2 separate regions of the Homo sapiens genome follow, and region 1 is linked to region 2. Evidence: chromatin contacts called from ENCODE Hi-C or POLR2A ChIA-PET data. All regions are on one chromosome and are shown on one strand. Each heading gives the region's core, a stretch centred on a gene start or an enhancer-like site at or near the end of the contact. The rest is flanking DNA. Distances are from core to core; before and after follow the strand shown. Region 1 holds the start of CERKL (CERK like autophagy regulator). Region 2 overlaps CERKL (CERK like autophagy regulator).

The links. Hi-C counts contacts between places; a loop is a spot of excess contacts on that map. ChIA-PET counts read pairs that join two places held with the same protein, here RNA polymerase II (POLR2A). Pooled maps may share reads with other maps.
Region 1: a loop to region 2 is called in a map with no recorded cell type, with 4 times the contacts of the local background. The contact joins the promoter of CERKL here to the enhancer-like site in region 2. A Hi-C loop is called at or near these places in 2 of 168 maps with a recorded cell type or tissue (Caco-2 and IMR-90), 18 of 37 single-sample maps with no recorded cell type and 8 of 50 pooled maps. POLR2A ChIA-PET finds 5 or more read pairs at or near these places in 1 of 52 experiments (Panc1).

The regions. Positions count from the first base shown.
Region 1 is chr2:181,655,690-181,659,142 of GRCh38, forward strand. It overlaps CERKL (CERK like autophagy regulator), which reads right to left and starts at 1,416. Exons shown (of 13, transcript NM_201548.5): 1 at 1,080-1,416. The coding sequence starts at 1,317. RefSeq lists silencers at 1,054-1,143, 1,274-1,503.
Region 2 is chr2:181,584,838-181,588,257 of GRCh38, forward strand. All of the region lies in intron 2 of CERKL (CERK like autophagy regulator), which reads right to left. Among named protein-coding and RNA genes, the nearest start is that of CERKL, 71 kb to the right of the region's middle. Within about 2 kb of position 1,959, at least 2 of the 41 ENCODE cell types and tissues checked have a DNase peak (open chromatin) inside an H3K27ac peak, as active enhancers do.

The DNA.
Region 1 (3,453 bases), core at 166-2,665, 70 kb after region 2:
ATTCTGTAACATAAATACCACACTGTGTCTTGTTTTCCAACAGGGGAAGGCAATTTTTTTAATTTCATAAATTTGTATTTAGCTAAAAGAGGTTGAATACCAAATTCCATCTCCCCCAAGTCATCTCCTCGCAAGTAGAGTAACCTTGATGTAGTTCCTCCCCCATTTCATCTGTCTTTCACCGCTCACATCTAAGCTAATTCAACAATGGGGAGTATTTCTCGAGTTTGGACTTAGAAATAAGACTATATGAAAGTCTACTTATAAGACTTGCAAAATGGTCTTTATAAAATATCTGTTAAGTCTATAAGGCTATTTGACTAAGACGTGAAAATAGACTCGAAGTATTTGTTGTAAACTACAGCATTATAACTTTTTTAGGTAACTAAAATTTTAAGTCAATAAAAGGCAAACGTTAAGCAAACCGCTTGACGTAACTAAGCATCGCAAAACTGTGATCCAATAATCTAGGGTCAATATTAAAAATCAAAAGTTTCTAGACCGAGCCTGAAGAAGTCTTAATTCTAGACAATGGCAAGGAAGGTGAGGGGCAGAAAAAAACCCAGAAACACTCCCAAAGCTCTGGAGTTACATTTTCAAGTCAGCAAAATGAGAGTTGGATTCAGAACTCTTGTGTAGGCATAATCTGTGAGATGTTTATAGTTTCAATGTACCATCAAAGTTAATGGATTAAAACTTTTTCAACTTGGAGGGGAGGAGTAGTTGACCTTCTCACATTTGTAAATTACCTCCCCTTTGGGGCTCAAGATTTTCTGCTGAGACTCTGAGCAAAAGCTGCTTGTGACGTTTGCCCGGGGAAGGTCTCGGAGGCGGGAAAAGGCTAGGTAGCGAAAGAATCCCTGGGGGTTCTGGGATGGGGCGAGAGGCGTGAGTTCCCAGTTGGGAAGGAGGAGGCGGCGACTTGGGGACTCGGTAACCTGTCCGGGCAGTGAGGCGAGCACGGGGAGGGGAGGCGAGAAAAGGGGAGGGTGGAGCAAAAGCTCGTGGGTGTAGGCCTTGGGCCGGGGAGAGGGAGGAAGCGCGGAGGGAGGCGAAGACGCTTGGGGCCGGGCACTCACCCGCCGGGCGCTCGGGCTGAATGGGCCGCCACCGCAGTGCTCGCTCGCTCAGCACCACGTCACAACTGTCCCTCCCGATCTCGAAGATGCCCCGGAGCAGAATCCGCTCGGCCGCCGCCTCCGTCTGCTGCGGGGACGTTAACAGCGCCGGAGGCACAGCGGCAGCCTCCGGGGGCGCCTCTTCCTCCCGGCCGCCCTCCAGGGCACTCACCCGGTTCCTGCGCCTCCTCCAGGGCATGGCGGAGTCGCAGGCTGGGCCCGAGCCAGGGGTCCGGGGAGGCCTTTGGAGAAGGAGGTGGAGGGCGCGGCAGCCCCAGCTCTAGCCGCGTCCAGCGCTGCCACAGCAACGGCGCGCAGGGCAGGGACCCAGGAGGGAGGCGGGGCCGCGCCTGACCCAGTCCAGCACCCTGGCCTGCCAGCCTCGCCGCTTCGCCACTCACCACAAAAAGACCCAGCTGCAAGAGGAAGAATAAGTGGCTCCCTCCGCCTAGCTTCTCCTGTAAAGTACGATTTCGTACTTTTCGTTACCCTCGAGTTAAACCAGCCCTCCTCAATCTTAAACTTGCATATAATCGCTTGGGCATCTTGTTCAAATGGAGATTCTTATTGCATAGGTGTGGGACTGGCCCCCAGATACCACATATCTAAGAAAATACTAGGTGATGGATCCCACTGGCCAAGGAACACACTTAGAGTTGCAAGGGTGGAAGCCTCTGTTTTTCCACCTCCTTTCCAGAGGGTTCCCTGGAGAGCACAGGTGACGCTTTACAACCCTGTTTCAGAGTAGTAGCGCACTTCCCAAAACCCCTGAGGGGAAGCTAGAGATAAGGCCCTGGTTTGCATAGACAAATTTGCATCTGACAAATTCAGTATTAAAGGTAAGTGCCTCCAGGTGTAAGTATTTAGGGTCCTACTTTCCCCCAAGGTAGCGCCTCTGCAGTCTTGTCTTTGCCTGGATCTTGCACTCCCTTGAGGGAGATTACAAGCAGCAGGGCTTCACTTTCACGCACTGCCATAAAGAAGTGTCACCTGGAAAAGGAGAAGAGCCCTGGGGGGGTTCACCCTTTTCTCCTGATAACTGAGATTTCTAAAATCAGCTGCTCATTAATTTTGATAACACAGAGAGTCTGGAGGCTAGTGATTCTCAATTGTGGTTGCACATTAAAGTTACATAGGGAACTTTTGAAAACCCAAATGTCCAGGCCACGCTCAAGACAACTAAGCTGGAATCTCTGGAGGCGAGACCCAGACTTCCGGATTTTTAAAAGTTCCCAGGTAATTCCAATGTTCAGCCAAGGCTGATAATGGCTGCTCTAAGCAGGGTGATAAAACAGGGAGCTGAGTACTTGTAATGGGGAAGCAGTCAGGAAGAAAGTGAGTCCCTGGGAAGAGGAGCAGAGTGGGAAGTAAAGCAGAAGGCTTTTTTTTTTTTTAAACAAGATCATTATCATCATATTGAAAAGAAGGAGTAGGGGAGTTGAAAAGGAAATTAAATTCATAGGGTTGTAGATCTAGTTCCAGTGTTCTAGTGCCTAAACAGTTCTATCATAGAGGCAGCAAATTCTTAATTCTGTCCTCATTCCTGGTCACACTGCAGAGTCACAGAAAGAGCTAACTATAGCAGGAGTTTCTCAAGGTTCTTAGCTCAGACGGTTTGTAGGCCTAACCAAATCCCTACCAAACATAAAGCACTGTGCACCAGTTAAGCTAGGACTCTTACTGTTTAATGCTCCGACAATAAGTACCCAAGCTTCGAGGAAAAGCAAGGAAGAGCTTCAGTTTGATCTGACTGCAGTGAGCTATTTCTTAGAGCAGAAGTGCAGCTGCTGCTAAACCCCATGCAGGCTTCAGGTGGCTCTGTTCAGCAGTCATTAGAGGGAAAAGGACGGTGCCCTTCGCAGAATGAGTTGCAGTTCTGGAGTCAGCATCTTGTATTCACAGCTGTTAGGCAATCAACACAATTAGAGCTCACTGGCATTTTAAAAGCTCACCCAGAGCCAGTGCAAACAGGCCAAGCCAATGGCTACTCCTTAGGAGCTTTGCAAAGGGGCAAGTTGCCATTTTTCAAGCTTCACTCAAGCCAGGAAGTCAAAAACACTGGCTTTGAATTGTCCTGAAGATGGAAGTAATAAGGATTGTGTTTCCTTCTTTCTTTCTTTTTCCTTTGATAAGCTGCCTTCTTCCAGGGCTGGAGTGCCCTAGGGCTCTCTTTAGGATCTATCCACACACTGTCCCGTGCTTTATGTACCATCCAGGGTTCTGCAAATGATGTCACCAGCTCCAACCACTCTCCTGAACTTTAGGTATTATGTCCAGCTCCCTACCTGACATCTCTACTTGGCTGTCCAATAAGCTTCTAAAACATATCTAAAAC
Region 2 (3,420 bases), core at 709-3,208:
TTTTTTTCAGAATAAAAGTAAAAACTCATACAAAGCTTGTAAGGCCCTTCATGACCCACCCTCAGCCGCATTTGTGACCTACTCTTTCCCCTGCTGACTCCACTTGAACATGACTTTCTTGCTCAATTCTTTGCACTTTTCGTTTCCTCTGCTTGGACCATGTTTTCCTTCATATATCGATATGGCTCTCTTTCCCCATTACTTTCAGCTTTCTTCTAAAACTCCACAGTCAATGAAGCCTTCCTTGCCCACTGTGTATAGAAGAGGAAATATTTTCATCTGATTGCCTGGTAGTACATACCATCACTTGACATAATAGAAATACATTTATTTGATTTTTTTGAATTCCCCCTCTACCACTAGGATTTAAGCTCCTTGAGGTCAAGAACTTCATGATTCTGCTCTCTGCTATGTTTACTAGTTCCTAGAATAGTGTCTGGCACACAGTAGGTGCCCAATAAATATAAATAAATAACTAATATTCTTTTAAAAACCCCAAATTAAAAAATAAGTTATAAAGCTGCGATTTCAACTGCATTAAAGAAAACAAAAGCACAACACTGCAAAACAATCATTTAAGCAAAAAGCTTCTCTTTAAATTGGTATTTTATAAAGGAAGTCTAAAATTACAACTATTTCTATTAATTCCTAAAATAAGACAAAAATACTTAATAAAGAACCAGAGTTATCAAAGTTAAGTTTTCTGATAGGTATCTAGATCCCTTAGAAAAAATATTTAGCATGAAAAAACAAGCAACCCCTTATTACTGCCAAGTTTTAAAAACAAAAAAGCAATTCAGTCTCTATCTCATGTCTACTCCTTATATCTACAAACTTAAAGTCAATAGAAAAATCATATTTGAGAACTGGTAAAAAATCTTTTCTAAATTAAAACTCTAAATTAATAGTAGCATTGAAAATAAACACCGACCCTTTTGCTCAGAACTTAAATCAGTTTGCCTTCCAGAAACAAGTCATCAGTGATAAAATCAGACAGTGGACCTGAAAGCAGCAGCCCGTATGACACTAGTTTGTTTTGAAAAGCAAGCCCATTGCCTTATCCTAGACTTGAACTCAGAGTGCTGTCTCTCATCCCCATCGGGGCACAGAGCTTCATCATCTCACAAGAGAAAGGAAAATGCAAAAAAGCAGGTGGCCCAGGGGATGACAACCAGTAAGGAAAGATGAAGCCAAGACAAAATTCACCCTATGAAACTGCCAAATGATGCAGTAAACCTATCTCCCATGAAAGGAACTGTAACAATAAGATGACCTTAGTCACTAGGTTAGGAAGGTAAGAAAAAAAAGCCTTTAGATTGCAAGAAAATTGATAAAAAGGGAACAGCTTAATTTTTTTCATGAGAAAACAGACACACATCCTAACCCTCTTGACTAAACAATTAACATTTTTAGGTGACCTAGAAATAAAGTATAATGTAAGGACTTATGTAAAGTCATTAGGTACAAATAACTCTCTGGAAAACATTTTTAAAATGCTCCAACACAAGGCATCAGGTAGTCATGACCTTGCTCTGCTCTCATCCAATTATGACAAACTGTTTAATATGAAAGCTATATTGAGACACCTAAATCCCCTAAACTCCTTGAAAAAAAAAGATGAATTTCAAAGTGGTAATTATCACTTATTCATAACTTGACAACAGTGTAAGCATCCCCCAAGTAGACAATCCAAGATTAAAATATAGGTATAATTCAACATTAATATGCAACTGACTTGGTTCTCAGTCCTTTGGTAACTTCCCAATTCATACTCTAGAGTACAGACCTTTTTAGCACGCCAGTTTGCAATGAACCAGCAATGTAAAACAGAATGGCCAACTGTTCCTCTGTTGGTAACAAATGTGCTAATATATACTAGTTTAAACTTGATCTATCAGTGAGTCAATGAACCGTGAAGGGTGGGGGTTAATCAGGGTGTTCTCCAAACAAAGGCTCATGAGAGCGGCAGGGACGCCACTCCCAGACTCACATCTGTGCTGTTTTGAGTGCAGCATGATGGAAATGGCATGGTGTTCATCAAAGTTAAGAGCCCAGAACCTTGTCATACTCTTGTGTATATTCACCACTATTTTACACAGAAAAGCAACCAAGTTGTTGCAAAGATAAAACCCAAACACAGGAAATAGAAACCTCAGTTAACCACAAGTCTCAGGAGCTATTAATATTAAACTATGCCCAGTTAATGTGTAACAGTGATGGTAAAAGCCTTTCCTACATAAGATTTGACAACTTTCCAGTAGAGGTCTGAGTTAGAGATATTTTATATTGGCAATTTATATTAAAATGCATCAATTTCACCTTATTATCCACAAAAGCTTATAGATGCAGATCTTTACATACACAGATGAAAATAATTTTAATGCCGTAAGTCAAAGTAAAAACAAAGCCATGTAACTTCTAAATTTACATGCAGCCCAGCAATGTAAACATATCTCTGTTTCTAATAGCTAAAACTGACTGAACAGTAATTAGCAGAATCACCTGCTGCCGGAATAATCACCTCAATACTTCAGAATTTAAATGATAAAAGAGCTAAGACTATTTAAATAGAGAGCAAGAGAACAGCGAAGAAGAAAAATTCAGCCAAATGTGTCATCCATATATCTTTATCATTTTTTATCCTGATATAATGAATTTTTACTCATTTTAGAAGATGCTATAGAGTAGACCTATTTAACTATATCACTTTTCCTAATTAAAAATCCAGACTAAAAAGAGATATACGTAACTGGCTTTAGGAAATTCTTTTTCCCTACTCTACATAGAAGTCAACCACAAAATTAGTTAAAATAATTAGCATTTAAATACAATTAACCTCATAAAAAATCCAATTCAAATGATAGTTGTATATTTAATCCTTCATGAACTAGAAAATTATAAAATTATTAGAGAACACTTTTATGAATATGTTTTACCTTAATGATTTTATCAATTAAAAAGCTTTTTCAAAGTATCCTTTCTGGATCATATGTAAGTAATTAGGTGTGGCTTTTAAGATAAATTTTTAGTTATTTGCAGGGCCTCCAAAAAAAATAATTTTTAGCATTCCAAGAACATATGTTCCATTATAAAGAGTCGTGAAAAGACTTGTGTACTATATGTTGAAGACCAATTAGAGAGTTTAAAATTTTTAATTAAAAATAAACTGTATATTTATCATGTACATCATGTTGTTTTGAAATATATATACATTGTGAAATGGCTAAATTGAGCCAATTTACATATGCATTATCTCACATACTTATCATTTTGTGGTATGAACAGAAAATCTACTCTTAACAATTTTCAAGTATACTTTATAATTAACTATACTCACCATGGTATACAATAGACCTCTTGAACTTCTTCCTCCTATCTAACTGAAATCCTGTATCCCGTGACCAACATCTCCTTGATCCC